3 separate regions of the Homo sapiens genome follow, and all the other regions are linked to region 1. A link is a loop called in an ENCODE intact Hi-C map of the cell type or tissue named here. Cell type or tissue: endothelial cell of umbilical vein. All regions are shown on one strand. Links, peaks and the distances in the headings refer to the core of each region. The heading gives the core; the rest is flanking DNA. Region 1 has its middle 10 kb from the start of CLEC7A. Region 2 overlaps CLEC9A (C-type lectin domain containing 9A). Region 3 overlaps CD69 (CD69 molecule).

The links. A loop is a pair of places that touch in the nucleus more often than their neighbours do. Peaks named below come from ENCODE experiments on the same cell type or tissue, not always from the same donor. Only the 100,000 strongest peaks of a DNase experiment are listed, where the experiment ranks them.
Region 2: a loop joins it to region 1, with 7 times the contacts of the local background. A loop is called at or near these places in 3 of 110 quality-filtered maps.
Region 3: it touches region 1 in a loop (11-fold over the local background); 59 of 110 quality-filtered maps call a loop at or near these places.

The regions. Positions count from the first base shown.
Region 1 is chr12:10,137,168-10,143,980 of GRCh38, forward strand. No RefSeq gene overlaps it. Among named protein-coding and RNA genes, the nearest start is that of CLEC7A, 10 kb to the left of the region's middle. In endothelial cell of umbilical vein, for the core only: a CTCF peak has its summit at 3,027 (motif pointing left); a DNase peak (open chromatin) is centred at 3,024.
Region 2 is chr12:10,064,900-10,071,712 of GRCh38, forward strand. It overlaps CLEC9A (C-type lectin domain containing 9A), which reads left to right. Exons shown (of 9, transcript NM_207345.4): 9 at 601-1,132. The coding sequence ends at 733. CLEC1A (C-type lectin domain family 1 member A) reads right to left here. Exons shown (of 6, transcript NM_016511.4): 6 at 4,655-6,614. The coding sequence ends at 6,434. Among named protein-coding and RNA genes, the nearest start is that of CLEC1A, 31 kb to the right of the region's middle. In endothelial cell of umbilical vein, for the core only: no CTCF peak of the experiment used is centred there; DNase peaks (open chromatin) are centred at 2,532, 3,212, 3,872 and 4,402; H3K27ac peaks cover 4,136 bases.
Region 3 is chr12:9,748,367-9,755,179 of GRCh38, forward strand. It overlaps CD69 (CD69 molecule), which reads right to left. Exons shown (of 5, transcript NM_001781.2): 3 at 6,696-6,813; 4 at 6,221-6,324; 5 at 4,120-5,223. The coding sequence ends at 5,115. Among named protein-coding and RNA genes, the nearest start is that of CD69, 9.1 kb to the right of the region's middle. RefSeq lists an enhancer at 2,347-2,641 and a silencer at 3,102-3,181. In endothelial cell of umbilical vein, for the core only: a CTCF peak has its summit at 2,559 (motif pointing right); DNase peaks (open chromatin) are centred at 2,565, 3,115 and 5,265; H3K27ac peaks cover 1,117 bases.

The sequences.
Region 1 (6,813 bases), core at 1,093-6,092:
TAACTAGTGTTGGCCCCCTGGACCCACTTTCTCTCTCAAACTGTCTTTTCTCATTCCTTTGACTCTGTTGGACTTCGTCACCCCCACGACCTGGTGTTGGGTCCGATCACCACAACAAAAAATTAGTCGGGCATGGTGGCATGTGCCTGTAGTCCCAGCTACTCAGGAGGTTGAGGCAGGAGGATCGCTTGAGCTCAGGAGATTAAGGCTGCAGTGAGCCGAGATCCTACCACTGCACTCCAGCCTGAGCTACAGGCTGTCTCAAACAAACAAGAAAAAAGAGCAAGACAAATCAAACAGAAGAGTATGAGGCATTGTCCTAAAAGACTTCCCTGGTAGTTTAACTTCAAGCTGCAGAGCATCCTGGCAATTAGTTTTAAGTAGAGGACAAAATAACTTGACATTTCTTTTTTCTTAGGAAGTCAGATTATAATGAAAATCTAAATTGACAGAGCCAAAAAATTCAAAAGATTCAGGAGAAGGGATTGTAGTCATGGCAATGAGAGGAGGAAAAAATAAAGAAGTACAACCAGGTATGTTAAGTAGTGAGAAAATGGAAAGAACAGTGTAGAAGATACACATGGAGGTTTTGTGATAAGGTAAGGAACCTAGAAATAATGTTGAGAAGGAAATAGGAAGAAAAAAAGGCAATTCAGGCTGGGGGTGGTGGCTCACGCCTGTAATCTCAGCAGTTTGAGAGGCTGAGGTAGGCAGATCTCTTGAGGTCAGGAGTTCGAGACCAGCCTGGCCAACATGGTGAAACCCTGTCTCTACTAAAAATACAAAAATTAGCTGGGTGTGGTGGCAGGTGCCTGTAATCCCGTTTGTACCCACAACAGGGACAGTCTATTTCAAGGGTGGATTTTACCCCCATGCCCATTGCTCAAGGGTCTCCTGAAACTATCTCGGGCAGTCAAAATGAAAATGGTCAGTTTGGGACTCAATGTCCTTGGTCAACTGCCTTGTTCCTGCTTCTTCCAGTTTAACTCACTGAACCCCAGGACTCCTTTTCCTTGAAAAGGTGGACATAGAAAACTTATAAATAGGCTATTTATGAGTTTATAAGTAAATTTCATATACAATAAATAAACAGCCTATTTATAAGTTTTCTATGTCCTCTTTTTTTAAAAAAGTGTTATTTCTTCTCCTCCCTCCTTTTCTTCTGACCATTTCAATACGATATTACACTTACTTCTTTTTCAAGAGTACAATCAGAGAAAAATTCAATTAAATGAATTTTAGAATTAATCCTGAAACCAAGTTTTGGTATTTTTAAACTTATCATTTACTTGAATTTTGAATTGTCTTTTTTCGGAGGGATGGAATCTCACTCTTCTGCCCAGGCTGGAGTGCAGTGGCGCCATCTTGGCTCACCACAAACTCTGCCTCCCGGGTTCAAGCGATTCTCCTTCGTCAGCCTCCCTAGTAGCTGGGAAAAGGAGTCCTGGGGTTCAGTGAGATAAAATGGAAGAAGCAAGAACAAGGCAGTTGACCAAGGACACTGAGTCCCAAATTGGCCATTTTCATCTTGACTGCAGGAGATAGTTTCAGGAGACTCTTGAGCAATGGCATGGAGGTAAAATCTACCCTCGAAATAGACAGTTCCTGTCGTGGGTACAAATGGAGAAACCTTGGAAGAGAAGAAAAAGCATCTCCAAATGTGGGAGTCAAGAAAAAAAATGGCATAGGAAGCAAAATTCAGCTGTGTATGTTTATTTGTTTGCTTTAGGTTACCTGTGGGTCATCCCTCTTTATTTTACCCATAGCGGCTCTGTGTTCCATTGCATTCACTTTTGTTACTTTATTGGACATCCATGTTTCAGTTCTGTATCCTATAACTCAGCATCATCTTTAGTAGAAAAATACAGCAGAATGTGATGCAGGACAGGCCAAACAGGAAGGTCTCTGGACTGTCCCAATATTGATTCAACCAGAGCATCTCTGATGTTGCTTTTTTGATAGGTGGAAATTTTATATACAATTTCATTTAGAAAAAAAGCAATTGAGCAATGAAAATATTTGGAAGCTAGTCACCTGACAAATTCCATTCACTTTTTAAAAGAGGGGTAACAGGCCGGGCACAGTGGCTCACACCTGTAATCCCAGCACTTTCGGAGGCCGAGGCGGGCAGATCACTTGAGGCCAGGTGTTCAAGACCAGCCTGGCCAACATGGCAAAACCCCATCTCTACTAAAAATACAAAAATTAGCAGGGCATGGTGGTACAGGCCCGTAATCCCAGCTGCTCGGGAGGTTGAAGCATGAATCCTTTGAATCCGGGAGGCAGAGGAGGCTGCAGTGAGCTGAGATCCTGACACTACACTCCAGCCTGGGCAACAGAGTAAGACTCTGTCTAAAAAAGCAAACAACAAAAAAAAAAGGTGGACACAGTGGCTCACACCTATAATCTAAGCACTTTGGGAAGTCTAGGTGGGTGGATAACCTGAGGTCAGGAGTTCGAGACCAGCCTGGCCAACATGGTAAAACCCCATCTCTACTGAAAATACAAAAATTAGCCAGGAATGGTGGCACGCCCCTGTAATCCCAGCTACTCGGGAGGCTGAGGTGAGAGAATTGCTTGAACACGGGAGGCAGAGATTGCACAATTGCACTCCAGCCTGGGCAACAGAGCGAGACCTCACCTCGAAACAAAATAAATAAATAAATAAATAAAAGAAACAGCTCAATATAGGTGAATTAAATTACATAAGAAGGAAAAAACTTCAAGTTACTTGTAGAGCTTGGAATTTCAGAGTCTACGTTCTACCCAGTAAATGCAGCATGTGGCATTGCTGCTTCTGACTCTGTCACTGATGGACTGTATGACTTTAGATATATTGTTTAATTTTCTATGCTTGCTTCTTCACCAGTAAAATGATAATGGGTCTTAAATCTCTGTTGGGATCCTTGTATGGCAAATAAGGTAAGTACAGAAAAACTGATAAAAATAGATTCCTTGTGGTGTTTGAGCTCAGCTAAGCCAGCATGAGTTAACCAAAATGATGTGGCAAAATCAGCAGGCATGAATGAGGTGACGGTGCCATCTGCTGCTTCGTTTTAGGAATTTCAAGGTAAGTTAGAGGAATTTAATCTATTTTATTCATTTGCAAGTAAAACTGAAAAATTTCTGCAGGCTAGACCTGTCTCATAATAAAAATGGCACTTTCATTCTGCTAAAAGGCATCTATGGTTCTTCATTCCTAAGGAATTATCATCATTAGGAGTTAGCTTCTATTAAGATCACCTGTTAGAGTTCAATAATTACCATGTACATTTATTTTTAATTTTAAATTTCTGCCACCATCAGTTCCTAGAAAGAAGGGAACATATCTTGCTCAGTACCAACTCCCAGTGCCTAGAGTGATGCACTGACTACATTAAATGGATGAATAAGATCATATAGCTAGCTATTTTTAATTTGTTTATTTTCTTCCTCCATACCACACTGTAGGCACCATGAGAACAGGTTCTAAGTATATTCATTACTGTCAACCCTGTTAGCACTAAAGAAAGAAGGTATTCACTAGAGCGTTGATAAATAAATGAATTAATTAATGAATAAACCAAAAATGAGAAAAAAACAATTCTAATCCATATATCTTTGTAAAAATAAGAGTGAAGGGGAAATCAAAATATCTGAAGTTGTTATTTTTTATCTAACTTACTGAAGTATATATTCAGCCTTTTAAAAATTACACAGCTGGTCAGGTGCAGTGCCTAACACCTGTAATCCCAGCACTTTGGGTGGCCCATGTGGGTTGATTGCTTGAGGCCAGGAGTTCGAGACCAGCCTGGCCAACATGGTGAAACCCTATCTCTACTAAAAATACAGAAATTAGCTGACATGGTGGTACATGCCTGTAGTCCCAGCTACTCGGGAAGCTGAGGCACAAGAATAGCTGGAACCCAGGAGGCGGAGGTTTCAGTGAACCAAGATCGTGCCACTGCATTCCAGCCTGGGCAACAGAGCAAGACCTTGTCTCAAAAAAAAAAAAAAGTACATAGTAGATATCCTGTAGCATTTTCAAAATATAACAAAGTAATAAGACAGGCATAAGTAATTATTTTAATTTGTAAAAGGTTTGGTATTTATTGTAAATAAATAAGACAGTGTTGTATAAGCTTACCGAAGGCAGACAATTTGATATTTATGAATATACTGAGATAGATTTCTGCTATCAGTATTATAGGATGCTTTACTGAATTTGAATTATTTATAATATTGCTATTGGATTGTATGTTATCTGAGAGTTGAGATACAAATTATCTATCAGCTGTGCTGTTAAAGGAGTAAAAGAACTAGGGAAGATCTGAGACATTTGACTGTTTGTTGGAATATAACATGGACCATTAAATTTAACTGTGTTGTCACCAAAGTTCAGTTTAATAATTATCAAAGCCCTCAGATTTCCTTATGGTCCACATACAAGTCAGATGGATGATACTCCTACTTAATTCTGTGCTTCCCAACTCTGTCAATGCTTAGAACTCCTCAATTCTTTTATATATATATGAATAACAATTAAAATATATGCATATGTAAAGAATAATATTAAAAATATACCCATATATTTTTAATTTACTTCCAGGAAACGAGTACTCCATCAGTAAAAATGGCACATTTTTACAGGTGTTATCCATCATGGGATGAGGGGGATCATGGAAAAGTGGAGATTAAGAGGATCTGGGAGATAAACACAGATGCAAAGGAAGTACATTTGAAGATATTAATATAAAGATGGAATGTCTTAAATTTGCTCATTTTACTTGTTACATTTTAAAAACTTGAACAGGCCTGGCGTGGTGACTCACGCCTGTAATCCTAGCACTTTGGGAGGCCAAGGCGGACGGATCACCTGAGGTCAGGAGTTCAAGACCAGCCTGGTCAACATGGTGAAACCCTGTCTCTACTAAAATACAAAAATTAGCCATGCATGATGGCGGGTGCTTGTAATCCCAGCTACTCGGGAGGCTGAGATGGGAGAATCGCTTGAACCCAGGAGATAGTGGTTGCATTGAACCAAGATCACGCCACTGCACTCCAGCCTGGATGGCTAAGTGAGACTCTGTCTCAAAAAAATAAATAAATAAATAAACAAGCAAAAAACCAAAAACAAAACAAACAAAAAAACCTTAAACAATAAATTCAGGAAAGTATACACATTCTGCTAAGCCAGCACAGCCCAAAGTTTACTGTATGAAATACTCTAAGGTAATTGGATATTTGAAATTACATTCACTTATATACCATCTGTTCCCATACCAACTCAAGTTTTCTTTCAGAGCCCCAATAAACCTCAGACAAATCTCCACAATTAAAAAAAAAAAAACTGCAGAAATGCTGGATGTTACTTTTTATGGTTAGTAAAAGAAGGGCCAAGTCAGGATATGTTCCACAGCATGCTATTTTAACAACAACAACAACAAAGAATCCAAAGCAATGTTTACCAGTGCAATTAAACCTAATTAACAGGTCCTTTAGATTATTTGACCAATATGTTCTAAGAACTTAAGAATCGACAATCAAAACCAGAATATTTATAGGGCCTTAAGAAGATAAAAAAAATTAAACAAATATATGAGTAGCTAACATTTCTTGAACTCTTACCAAATTCTAGGCACATTGTGAAGGACTTTATAAACATCATTCCATTAAATCCTCAAATATCTCTGAGGTAGCTATTAGTGGTATTCCTCTTTCAGTTGAGAACTTCAAGGCATTAAGAGGGTACATAGCTTGCCTTAGACAACAGAAATGTTCAGTAATTAACTGGGATTTGAACTCAGTTCAACTTCAGAGCCCTTGTGCTTAACTATCATATTTATTTCTCATTACAGAAATGCATGCATGAACAATAGTTTATTTACATCAGGAGTCAGTAAATATCTTCTGAAAAGGGAGAGAGGGTAACCATTTTAGATTTTGCAGTCCACTTTCAGTCTTTGCTGCACATATTTTTAATAACCCTTTTAAAATGTAAAAATTAGTCTTAGATCACAGCATGCACATAACAGCCCTCAGGCCAAGAGCTGAAGTTGTAGCCCTGATTTAAATGATATAGTTGGGATCAAAAAGCAGTATATGAACTAATAGAAAGAGTTATCCCCAGGATAGATCAGATCATGGCAATTGCCTCTGAATCTAAGGTTTAAGAAAATAATGCACCAGTGTCTATAAGGATTGAAGACAGAAATAGTAAGGGCGAATGGGCAATGACTCACAGGCACTATCAGCTTGGCTAAAGAAGATAGCTCTGTCATCAACTTTGAAATAGAAACTACCAGACACAAAGTCAAGAATCCATCTTTCAGTATTGAAGTACAATTTTTTTCCCCAGGGATACTCTCAGTTCAACTTATCTTTGTTCAATGATATCAGTAGCCCTAACAGAAAGAGAAGCTTAAATACCTAATTACAAAATAGTTATCTTGAACTTTTTCTTATAGCCACAATAGAGTAACAAGGACTCAATTCACCTTCCAAATTAAAACAAACAAAAGGATATACATATATAAAGCAATAGTTTTTAAAACACTGGCTATCAAGTAATCAAGGACAGTGATTCCTGAGAGATGGAAAACAAGCAAGGTGAGCTCTATAATCGCCCTAGCTTACCAAGTTTAGAATGTTTCCAGGCCACACACAGGGAAGGGGAACTGAGGATGAGGCTAGTAAACTCCATGGATTAAAGATATATAAAGCTGAAAGCCAGAGAAGAAAAAGGCAAACAGAGTTCAGAGGAGAGTACAAGAGAAGAGTAGGCTGCATCAAGAAAGAACTCAGAGATCTACAGAGGATCTTGCTTGAGGACTC
Region 2 (6,813 bases), core at 779-5,778, 73 kb before region 1:
GAATTCAAAAGTTTATTTCACCTTGTACCATGAATTTTCTCCAAGGGACAAGCAGCATGATAATGTTACAGGCGGCTAATTGGGATTAAAGCTAACAAAATTAAGAGTAGCTTCATGCCTTCTAAGTCTCTCTCCTTCCCAGCCCTGCTTCTATTATCTTATAGAAAATTCACCTCACAATTTGAGTGTCTGATGAATAATATAATTATCAAGTGTGTTTCTTTTGTATCGCTTAATGTTTAGAGAATAACTATTTATTTCCACATTAAGCTTTTCAGATGGCAGTGGGGAGATGGAGAAGCAGAATCAGGTGCCTTCATATTTTGAAAATTAAGAGTCAGCAAAGAGATTCTAATTTAGGGACTGTCTTTGGGTATCTATGTTTTCTTTTTCTTTACATGCTGTTTTTGTTCAAATTATATTAACATTCTTTATTGAGAGAAAGAAGCAGTTACTGAAGAAGGAGGATGAAACCACCACAGGAAGTTGCTGTGTCAACACAAAACAAAACAAGCAGCTACACACCTCTCATTAGTTACCCTCAGGAGCATTTCTGAAACTCCCAAGTCTAACCTCAGAAATGTTGACTTGCTTTTCCAGGTTGCCAGCAGAGAGATCCCAGTCAGCTAACCAAGTCTGTGGATACGTGAAAAGCAATTCCCTTCTTTCGTCTAACTGCAGCACGTGGAAGTATTTTATCTGTGAGAAGTATGCGTTGAGATCCTCTGTCTGAAAGAAATTGTGTTCAAAGTGTTCTATTACACTGTTATTTGGAGCATGCCATTGGAAAACCCACCCCCACCCCCCCTCAAAAAAACAGAACAGTAAACCAAAATGTGGGCCATGAAATTAGCAACCTGGGACTCAATAATACACTTGGGAATATTCTTCCACACCGTCCAGATTTCATTTGATGTTGTTCACATTGCAAGAGTAAAACTTATTTAGAGCTACAGAAGACAAAACCCTGAAGAGTTAAGAACAAACGCAAGGAAATAATTTTTATTGTTTAAAGCCCGGAATGACTGTAACTTTCACACAAGGTACGCATCTATGTTTTTGGGGGAGGTGATGTAGTTACAGCTGACTAATATTTTTAAAATAAATAAATAAATTTGGCCTTTAAAACTCACTGTCTGTGAGATCTTTCTATGCATTTTCTAGGCTTTCAGGCATTATGTTATCAGACTGATAGAAGAACAGAGATACGAATTTCCAAACTGGAAGAAAGGCAGACTTCTATCTGCAGCCTGTAAGACAATGTACTTTTTAAGATTTGATTTCTTCTAGAAAGATGAACTACTAGAAGTTGACATAAGCAGAAGGAATAGTCAGGATGCCAGGATCAGAATGTTCTCCAGAGAATTCTGTGAATTCCCTCTTTCCTCTCAATGACCATGCCTGGCATTCGCAAACCAAAGGGCTCATGGTCTGGTCCCTCAGGGTTAACACGCCAACACTTTTGATTACGTCTTTCAGTGCCTCGATTGCCTCATTGTAAAATAACAGCAGAACTTACTCCAAAATATTGTGTGAGGAGTAGACTGTAAATATATGTCAGTGCTGAGAATAGTCTTGCACAGAGTTGAACACTCTATCAGTGCTTGGTTTTGTTCTCTGGACTACACCACCAATCATCTATACACATCAACCTTTATTTGTGCATCCCAGGCAAAAATGATCCCTTTTTTTGCTCCTCTTGGAGGGATATTCAGAAGTTAAAGTTTATGTGTAAAATGTCAGCAACTCTCTGGAGAGAATATCTGCTTTAAAGTTAATGGATTCTCCTCAAATAAATCTATAGACATTCTCTGCCCTAAGTCTGTAGACTCCCTGAAGCATGGACTATCTTATTCCCTAGAGACCATTAATAGCAAAGAACCCTGTGATCTACAGAAAGAACAGATTCTTTAATTATTATTATATTACTTGTTACCACTTACGTCCCTGCAAGAACGCCGTACCACATAGTAGGTTCTCAATAAATATTTGCTTAATTCAGTATAATTTTATTTAATTCTTCATTTCTCATAAAGAGGAGCTGAGATTCATTAGATTATCATCTTTTCTTCCTAAGCATAAAGGCATCACTTAAATATATAAAGTAAAAAAAAAACCTAATTCTCTGAGTCACTGGAAATCATTTAAATGAAACTAAATATCCTCTTACCTAAATGTCCTTTTACAATGGGTAAGGTTGTGTAAGGATGAGAAGAGCATGTTTTTGTTTATTTACCCTTGACCTAGAGTTTAAATGTGGGAGTTTAAGTAAAAGAGATTTTTCTCTAATTTTCTGCAGAACCTGAAAAAGGAGAATAGCAGAGAAAACACAGCATATATTGTCTCCTGTGTTTGATTTTTACAGCTGACAGCTGGCAGCTGAATGTAATAACCTGGAATAAAGGAGAAACAATAGTGGAATTTACTAGCAAAGACTGTTTGCCTTAAAGATTCTTCAAAGTATTGTCATGGAACTATGTTTAGAGGAAGGATACGAAGCACTTATAATCATTCTTTAAGAAGTACAATAAAGCAAAAGGCAAACATCCTTCAGCTGATGTCATCCCGTAGTGTATGATGCAGTATTTTCAAATTAGAATTTATCTACAGCGCAGCTGACTTCAGCTCCTACAAATCTCCTCAGCAGCGATGCTACTTTCCACACAGATGCTATAGTTGGGTGATTCTTCTCTGCAGGTTGCTTTTGGTCCAGGATACCAAGGCTTTTCAGATACAACACTGAGTATGCCAGTCTTATATCCTAGTCCCACCAACAATGAATTGGGCATCTTAGATCTCTTTCATTGAGTTCTAAGTTAGTCTTAAACAAACGAAAAGAAAACTAAAAATAAAACTATCCTGCAAATGTGAAGAGTTTTTTTACATGTTTGGTTAAAGTACATTAAATGTATAAAAAGTATACATAATAATATTGGTAGAATAATAGTAGATACTATTCGAGCCTAAAAATCTATTCATATAATGAAGCGTGTACAAAAGTCACGCAGACTTTAAATCAGAGGATCCTGATTTGTTTGTAATCTTCAAATACTGTAAGAATCTCTCTACAGAGGAGTTGACTCCCAAATATTAAAGCTGGCCCAGAGACAACCTGCTAACCTACTAGACTTTTCTCCTTGTTCATAATGTGTTTGTATCCTCAAAATAAAAGCTCCCCGTTACTCTTCTCACACTTCCTGCTGTTACAGGGCTCATGACCTGTTTCCTGTTGATAAATCCTGAAAGCTGGTTCAATATCCTCAGGAAAAGAAAGAGCTTATTGTGTACCGGAGATCTCAGCTCTACCAGGAAAGGCTGGGCTCCTCGTTTGACTGTTCCTGCAATTTCTTCAGAATTACATAAACAAGAACCTAGAAAGAAAAAAGTCTCCTCATCCAGAAAAACCAGTTCATACAGTGCCCCTCTCTGATTCTCAACTGGATATTGTTCTTAGCAAATCAGATTTTAAAATTCACTTTATCATTATGTCCTATTCTTAATATCATTTTTCTAAAGTGTGTAGTGAGAATGCTATGCTATACACTTTTTTCTGTTGTTTTGAAATGTTTGTTCACATTGTGATCAATATTGTGAGTTTTGCTATAAAGACAAAGGGATTAAGGGGAAACATGAAGAATAAACTCAGGGAAGGAGCTGAAGTATGTCAAATGTATGCTATTTTTTCCTCCTCACAATCTAAAGTGACACTATCCCTTAGTCCCAGACTTGGAATGACATACCATTCAAAACTCACTCTAGGCAGCTAGACCCTTCACATCAATGGCACTTAAAGAGTGGCTTGTCATCCATCCCTGAGCTAGACTGCAGCCACATAGGATGCTAGGAGTCAAAACTTAAATGAGTGCATGTCTCTGTTTTACAGCTTAGTCCACAAAATCATTTGACTTCCTCCTATCAGTCATATTTTCTTTCTGTAGCAACAAGGCTTACATAACAATTGCTTAACTGCAGGCTTACTTCTCATTTCTTGTTATGTACCTATTATATGAACTACTTTCATCGAAAATCTGCACTCATCATCAAAAATATTTGGTAATAAAATCCTTAGCTCCCCAAAGTAGGTGCCCTTCTACAATTTGTTCATAAATACAGATTTCCAAAGAAGTTTGTTGTTATTAATAAATCAAGTTTAGCCTAACGCTGCCTTTTTACGTATTTTAAGTTTAGCTTAAAGGATTCTCTGTACATAATGTCAACTATAACAAGTTGAGGGGTAAACAGACCCTAGTCTATACTTGTGCCAATCACTGTGCTTTGGCCAATCAAATGTAGCCAACTGTTTGAATTGTGTTCAAATAAGGCAAACTCCGAGCTGTAAGCAATCCAGCTTTTTCTGTACCTCACTTCCGTTTTCTTTACTACGTTTTCCTTTTTCTGTCCATAAATCTTCTTCCACCACATGGCTGCACTGGAGCCTCTGAGTCTACTCTGGCTCTGGAGGCTGCCTGATTTGTGAATGAGTCATTGCTCAATTAAACTCTTTTAAATTTAATTGAGCTGAAGTTTTTTTCTTTTTAACATTGCTTATGCATGTGTATGTGCGCCCCTATATTTAAAAATAAATCACTAGATCCTTTTAAAAATATTTTCTTGACTTCCCTTACATTTTTTATTGCAGTTCACATTATGAAACTGATTTCACATTTACTTTATTTCAGCTAACAGTAACATTATGAGGAAATTATAATTATTTCTACTTCATATGCAGTGAAATAGGTTTCATGAAGTAAAGTGACTTGCCTAATAAGTAAATCAGAATAAGAGGTCTAAAATCTTCATTTTCTAACCACAAATACAGTTTTCTTTGCATGACACAATATATCAACAGAACTTGCTCGACCCTGAAGAAAATTTTAAGGAAATCAACAGAAAATTGAAAGGAAAGTTCTCAAGGAAGAATCCGCAATAGTCTTTGCTAAGTGACAATCTAACAAAATGAAGTTTATGAAAATGAGCACCAATGTGTTCTTTCTATCATATGATTGCTACTATACGTCATTTTACCATGAGATAGATGTTTATGAAAAACAAAACTGAAGCACCTCAGTTTCCACTGTTGAAAAACAAAGATTTATAATGTTATCTTTTCTAGCATAAAACCCTCAAAATTGATTTATCAGTAAACCAATAAACTTGGTGGCTGTGATGGTGTCATTCCCAATGATCCCTGTTATATTTGTGCATGGAGTCGTCTCAAGAAAGAAGTGCCTCACAAAGGAGCAGCTACAAAGATGTCACTGTCTCTGTTCATTTCCCATGACCTGACTGGAAATCATGTGCACTAATGCAACTCAGCTTCCTCATCAACCATGTGTTGATGCCATAAGCTCACCTCAAAAGATTTCATTTTAGGAAAACGTTAAAACTGTTTTCTTGAAGCCAACACGTATTTCAAAGACATCTTATTTTCTCCAGATAATCATGTAATCAGTACTCTTGTAAATTCCCCAAAAACTTTCAGTAAGGCACAATCAAAATAATGACCGCTATCATATTTTGAAAAGCATTTCCATGCTGAATTTTCCCACCAACCATAAGTCCATTGTAAAATCACACACACTTCACAGTATTTACATTTATTATTATTAAATCTTCAGTACCTGAAAGGTATAAATATGGGTCAATGGAAGAAAATAGGAACTGAAACTATTACAGGTGCAGATGAAGAGGCTCACTTTTTTCTGGTCTTTAATCTCTCTGAAGGGAATATCGGGGACGGTAGTTCTGATATGAAACGGAGATGGGGATATATTTCTTTCCTGGGAGAAATTCCTATGGAGGGGAGACAATTATCAGAGTCTTAATGGACACAGGAAGGAATGCTTATAAGGCATTGAGATTTGAGATTCTCATATCAAGTGACATCCCTGTTGGGAAACGGCATGGACAAGGCAGATGGGGTCTTTACTGATGGATTGGGAAGGGACTAGTATGAACTGAAACAAACAAAAAGAATTCCTTGTGTATTTGCTGGTACAATCTGGGAAGTGACTGCCAATTTCTGATGGACTACTTGACTGTCAGAGAAAAGGATGTTACCTCAATGTATTTCCTCTACTTCAAAAAGTTTCTTATTCCACCAAGTGTAAGGAAGACATGAAAACAGGGAGGTGATATTAGACATTGAGAAGAAAGAGAGCTAAAAGTTATCTCTAAGCCAAGAAGGCAGATGACATTATGGGTTTCTGAGGTTGGTTGGTGGCATGTAAATAAGACTTCTTGTGACTGTTAAATACGTGCATAAACCCAAGCTCAGAAATGCTGGTGATCCTGAACAGGAAACACGAGAACCCATTTTGTACTAGTCAGAGAGATAGTCTTTCCTGATTATGTTCCATTTCCCAATGTCTCAACTAGCCCTTGCTTTGGCACCGCCTGGCTCACTCTGCTATTTGTAGTTGCAGAGGGCGAATCAGTCACCTTCGCCTAATGTTTCAGGGGGGACATGGAGGCTCTCTGGCTTCACCATTCCTGCCCTTCTCTCACAGACACAACGCTTCAATTCTTTGCAGTCCTTTGAGAAGATCATCCCATTAAGGATGGCCACACAGTCTCTGCTTCTTGGGCTGGTGACATCTATTATAATATGGAACCTTAAGAAAGGAAGAAAAAGTAAATTCAATCACGGTTTATTTCTAAAATAAAATATTAAATACCCATTCTTTCTAGAGTTATAAAATTATAGTCTAGATACCAGAATAAGTTTACCGGGAAACTGGGGTCATGTGCCTCTTTCTCTTCAGCCCCTAAGTTTCCATACTCATTCTTAGAAACAGCAGGTCACCCCAAACA
Region 3 (6,813 bases), core at 599-5,598, 390 kb before region 1:
TGAGAAATATGAATGGGGTGCAGCATTATCAAAGGTTAAGTTTTACTTTTCTAGATTATGCCATTTCCTTTATAACTAGAAAAAATACAAAATGTAGTGTTGAGAGAGTGGTGACTGCCACATCTTTCCACAAAAGAAACCAAGAATCATCATCCACACACACACAAGCCACTTGAGTGTAAAAAATAACCAAGATATATTTTAAAAATTTATTGTAAATTGACAAATTATAATTGTATCTATTTGTGGGGTATAATGTAGTGTTATTTGTACACAATGTGGAATGATTCAGTCAAGCTAATTACCATATCAATCACCATCAAATACTTATAATTTTTCATTGTGAGAACATTTGAAATTTATTTGCTTCGCGATTTTGAAATGTGCAATATATTATTGTTAATTATAGCCAGCAAGAAATTATTTTTTAATGTCCTTTGACAATGACTTAACACAGAAGTGCAGTAATCTCATACAGTCACTAGATGGCACTGCAGCTTTTGCAACAGAGATCTTTAAGACAGGCAGGAGGGGTTCTTGAAATAAACTCATTTTTCGTATTTGTAATTGGTCACCAGACAGTAGAGTCATGCTTTAAATAATAAAACTATTCCCTTTAAGAATTATATATTTGTATCTATTTAAAGAAAACACTTTTTCTTAAGAATAAAATAATTTCATTATAGGAAAATTCAAAATTGGCCGGGCGCGGTGGCTCACGCGGGTAATCCCGGCACTTTGAGAGTCTGAAGCCGGCGGATCACTTGACGTCAGGCGTTCGAGACCAGCTTGGCCAACATGGTGAAACCCCGTCTCTACTAAAAATACAAAAATTAGCCGGGCGTGGTGGTGCGCGCCTGTAATCCCAGCTACCCGGGACGCTGAGGCAGGAGAATTGCTTGAACCCGGGAGGCAGAAGCTGCAGTGAGCGGAGATCGAGCCACAGCATTCCAGCCTGGGCGACAGAGTGAGACTCGGAAAAAAAAAAAAAAGGAAAAAAAGAAGAAAGAAAGAAAGAAAAAAGAGAAAAGAAAAAGAAAGGAAAGAAAGAAAGAGATCCAAAATTATAGAAAAACATAAAGAAAATAAATACTTCCTATATTCCTCCTCCTCAGGGAAAACCACTGTGTTTACTTTAGTAGTTTTACTTTCTGTCAGCATATAGAAATATAAAACATGTTTTGTATATTTAATATTGAACAGGAAATAATCCTATTGTATATATTATTTTAAACTAGCAGCAATAATAGTTTGAGTATTCTTTCATATACATAAATGTTCTTCATTATTTTTTAATGTTGGGATAGCATTTCATCATGTAGGAGCATTATATTTATTTAACTAAATCTTTGGTTTTGGACAATTAGGTAGCTTCTGATTTTTCACTACTAGAAATATCCCTTTGATAAACATTTTTGTGGTTATGTCTTGCACATCCAAGATTATTTCTTTAAAATCTCCCTCCCTCCCCAGTAAGTATTGTCAAGCTGCTTTCCAAAGGGTAAAGGAAACCAGTTTACACCATCACCAGCAGTCGTTCTGGTCATATATTTCCCAATATTTTTCCCTGAAAAATCATTTACATTTTAATTTCAGTTATAATACATTTTCATGTGCAAAATCTAATCAAATTATGAAAATTGACAGCAAGCTTAAAAATATCATTTCTATATTAGTATCATACAATTTTTAAGTAGTTGAATACTGACTATAGCACCTAACAGTTCAATGGCATTTTAGCCTTTTTAAAAAGTTTTATCCAATCCCTACAATTATGTGAAATGTGCAGCTGATGTATTCCCCTTTCCAGAGGAAGAAATTGAAATTATGTTGAAAAAGCAACGCAAAACACGGATAACTGATAGTTTTATTTTACACATATTTATGTAACTATCCAAGATGAATGTAGCCTACAGAGTTAAAATTTTGATAATTAGCTAAAGGTTTGAATACAGGAGTATATCTTTAATATGCTTCCATAGCACCCTACGTTTTTCCTATTATAACATTCATCACACCATGTCAATTCATCTTGTTGTTTGTTTTACAAATAGACCACGAATTCCACAAGGCCAGTTGCCATGCGGAATTTGCTGAGTATTTTAACTCTGGTGTCCACCATAGTAGTAGGTGCTTACTTATAACTTGTGAAATGAAATTTTTAAAAGGCTTTCCAAAAACAAATACAAATAAGATATATTACGTAGAAATAGACATGTCGTGTAGAAACGCGGCTTTATGCCAATACTGGAAGTTTGAAGACATAGTGTTTCTAGTTCTAATAATCATCATGAGTATTTAATACATGCCTATGGTGTACTAGGGAGCCAGATAATGTTTTAAGTTTGTTTTCATGTACTAACTAATTTAACATCTAACTAATTTTAGCTGAATTTTGAACGAGTTCTGATAAAATAGCTAGTCAGCCCGCGCGTGGCAGAGATGAAACTCGGGCGGTCTGGCCCCCGTGCTTTGGGTCTCAGCAGCTCCACGCTCCACATAGATGTTTTGTAGGATCCTTAAAACAGAAGTGCAGTAATCTCGTATAACCACTAGATGGCACTGCAACTTTTGTAACAGGGGACTTAGCCGGGGGCAGGAGGGGTTCTTGAGACAAACCCATTTTTTATATTTGTCATTGGTCACTTGCAAGTAGAGTCATACTTTAAATAATAACATTATTCCCTTTAAGAATTGTATATTTTTTATCTATTTAAAGAAAACAGTTGTCCTTATGAATAAAATGACTTCAAATTATGTGTAAAAAATAACTCTGTTATCCGTGTTTTGCGTCGCTTTTTCAACATAATTTCAACTTCTTCCTCTGGAAAGGGAAATACATCAGCTGCTCATTTCACATAATTATAGGGATTCAATAAAATTATTTGTAAAAATGATAAAATTCATTGAATTGTTAGGTGATACAGTCAGTATTCAATGACTTAAAAATTGTGTCATACTAATATAGAAATATTTTTAAGCTTGCTCTCAATTTTCATAATTTGATTAGATTTATGCACATAAAAATATGTTATAACTAAAATATTAATCGCAAGACATTGTTTTCTAAGATGACTCGGGAGTAGATTGTTGGTAATGATAGAATATTACCGCTAGGAGGCTGCTTGTTTCTTTTTTCCCACAGCTGTGGGAACTCAGGAGCACAGAGGTCATTATTTTTCACTAAGCAGTGTCTGAAATCCACATTTCTGTTTGCCGTTTGCCAATAGTTTAGAGATACCATACACATCATACATTTCCAACAAGCAGAGAAGAATATTGCAAATTACATTTATAAAACAATTTTGAAGGTAATCAAATGTATTAGGCTATTCTTGCATTGCTATAAAAATATCTGAGACTGGGTAATTTATAAAGAAAAAAGGCTTAATTGGCTTACGGTTCTGCAGTTTTTACAAGCATAATGCTGACACTGCTCAGCTTCCGCGGAAGCTTAGGGAGCTTTTATGTATGTTGGAAGGTGAAGTGGAGTGGGAGCAGGCATGTCACATGGAGAAAGCAGGAAAGAGAGAGAGAAAGAGAGAGAGAGAGAGAGAAAGTGCTGCACACTTTGAAAAGACCAGATCTCCTGAGAACTCACTCAGGTGCAAGGAGACCATCAAGAGGATGATGCTAAACCATTCATGAGAGATTCGCTCCCATGATGTAATCACCTCCCACCAGGCCCCACCTCCAACAAAGGGGATTACAATGCGACATGAGATTTGGGCAGGGACACACATCCAAACTACATCATTGAGTTTTTTGCTGATTGAAATATCCCATGAAGATTATGCCTCTTTTCTATATATTGAATTATTTTACATAAATAACTAAAGTGTATGTAGCACCTCAGAATTGAACAAGATACTTTCAGAGCATTGACTATGAGGAGTAATTATTACAGAGCATCTGCTATATACAGAAAAATGGATATGGATACATACACCCTTTAGCATATAAGCATATGAAAACAATTTGATATGTATAAGCTATTATAAAACTAAGGGTTTTACTCTACATGGGATTTTTTCCTAAGTTATAGTAACTGTTTTCTGCTTTCTCATATAGTATATACTTTTTAATGTATTTTGAAGGAATGAACTTTCTTGGAAACCATTGTGTTTATTCTACTTTTATTTCACATATATAAAAACAGCTTATAATTGTACTGAACACAAAATACAAACAAATACATTTTATTGCACATAAAAATATTTTAAATGAAGTATTGAAGTATTGCACGTAATAGAATTGATTTAGGAAAGTCACAAACCTATTATAAGACTAGTATTATTCTAGGTCTGAAGATTACAGAATATTTCCTAATAGAGATTTGCCACATCACATATTGCACATTTTCCAACACTATTCTATGTCTTGCAAATATTCCTCATAGTCTTTGCTTATGTCTTTTCTCTGTAAGACACTGTATAAAAGATTATAAAGGCAAAGAAATATGTACCATCGAAAAGGACCTGTCTACAGCTGAGGAAGTAAAAAAATAAATACATGATCATCCCATTCTTTTTGGGGAAAAATAACAAAGTAAATTGGCAAATTTCTCTAAAAAGAGAGAAATATTACAAATCTTAGTTTCATAAGCATTTGTCCATTTATAAATGCTCCCTGAGTTTAAGGGATTCAATTAGACTAAAAACCTATGTTACCAGCCATAATTCCTTTGTTTACATTCAGTATCTAGTACCAACATCTAACTCCTTCCAATAGTGCAAATGCATGAAGGGCTCTCACTGTTGGTAGTCATTCAGCAATAAATAGTAAGTCCACGCCTAGTTATTTCATTATTTCTGGATTCAAAATAATATAAAGTGCATCCAAAGGTTGCATAGTCATTCTTCTCATTCTTGGGCATGGTTATTGGTCAACCTGTGATGCTTCTAGCTCATGGCAATAAAAGCCCACAGTGCAGATTTTCCTGGAATTTCTTCCTTTTTTTCCATAGTTCTGTTTGGAAGAAAATTCCCAAGACACTATAAAATTTTTTTTCACAAAGTCTCTATGGAAGACTTCGGACCACAGAGCAGCATCCACTGACACAGATTTCCTTGAGTTCCATTCTATAATAGTCAATAAGTGAACATGTTTCCTTATTATTTGTAAGGTTTGTTACATATCCAGTATAAATTCTTCTCACATTCCATGCTGCTGACCTCTGTGTTTTTCAGAAAAACACACTTGTCAGACCCTGTAACGTTGAACCTGTCAAACAATAAAAAAACTTAGAATTATTTTCAGCTCATTGTTTTCATTCAGTTACATGAGAATGAACTCGGAGATGGTGACCTCTGCTTCTTTTAAATTCTTAGTGGGATACACAAGTCAAATAATCATAGACTAATCTGTAGAGACAATGGACAAGAATTGAAAAAAAAATAGGATGTGGAGAAAAAATATGGAAGTAAGAGGAAAGCACGCCATTCATTTGGTTGGCATGGCACCAGATAAGTGATTCTTGGTCATTTCTGAGTTCATAGATTTTTCAATAAATAATTTCACAAAATTGTATGCATTCAACAGCCATGCATACTAGTGCATACAGCTTTAAGGGGTTTATGGCTCCTGAAGCCCATCTGTGGATATGGAGCCATAGGACAAATATTAGGAATCCCTTTTCTAGAAACCTGAATTTTAATCTCGATACTTTATCAGTATTATGATCAACAGCAAACTTATAAAATGATCTTCAAACATTAAATGTATTTTAACTAAAGGTAATGAAAATAGAGTATCTAATTCTGGGGCAAATTTTCTTTCAGGTGTATAGAAACTCATAATTAGGCATTGAAACTATTCTTTATTCTGTGGAGATGAAAACTGAGAAATAGTAAGAAGGATTTATTTTCCAGCAACTGTCTTATTAGTAAAGACTAAATGTGACATTGAAAATGGGTTTTTGTTGCATCATCATAATTATTATTGAAATATTTCCAAATTAACCAGATCTACTACTCACATTAGAGTTTGCTGAGAAAAATTACTATAAGCATTTATTTTATGTATTATAAGTGTGGATAAAGAAAAAGAATAATAATAAAGCCTGTTATTAAAGAATTCCAGAGTATACGCATTCAGAAGAGATTGTTAGAGCTCTTGAAGAGCTCAGCCTTTATATTTAAAGTGCTTTGAAAGGAGAAAAGGAAAGTGATTTTCCTGAGATGCCACCCTGGGGAATATAAAGAGACTTCTGGAGACTTACCAGTTGTTAAATTCTTTGCCATTTGACCACTTCCATGGGTGACCAGGTTCCTTTTTCAGTCCAACCCAGTGTTCCTCTCTACCTGCGTATCGTTTTAGAAAGTTCTTAAAGAAAGCACAAAGGAGTTTGTTACATTAAACACCCTTCTGGGGAAGTAGATAGTAAATCCTGTTTCTCAAAAGCTGCAACTTGAGGCATGACAGCTTATCTGACCATGTACTCATTCTATATAGGATCAGCATATTTGGATTTCTGGTCTTTGAAGCTAAGCAATCAAATCAAATTTAAAAGATTAAATTAAATCTCATTTTGACCTCAGGCTGATCATATGGTTCTCTGGGATGACATTTTCCTACATCTGAAATAGGTACAATGTTTGTTTGTTTGTTTGTTTTCTCCACTTAGAAACGGAAGGAAAGCACTGATTAGCCATATGAATTAAAATAGTAGTATTTTATCTTTTTTTTATTCTTACCATGTCCTTTTCAGAATCAATGACAGCAAGAGTAGCACCATGTTCAGAACAAGCATTTTGGGCTGAAGTCCAGCTCCTCTTCACAGTAGAAATAAAGTAGCATTTCCTCTGGTAGCCA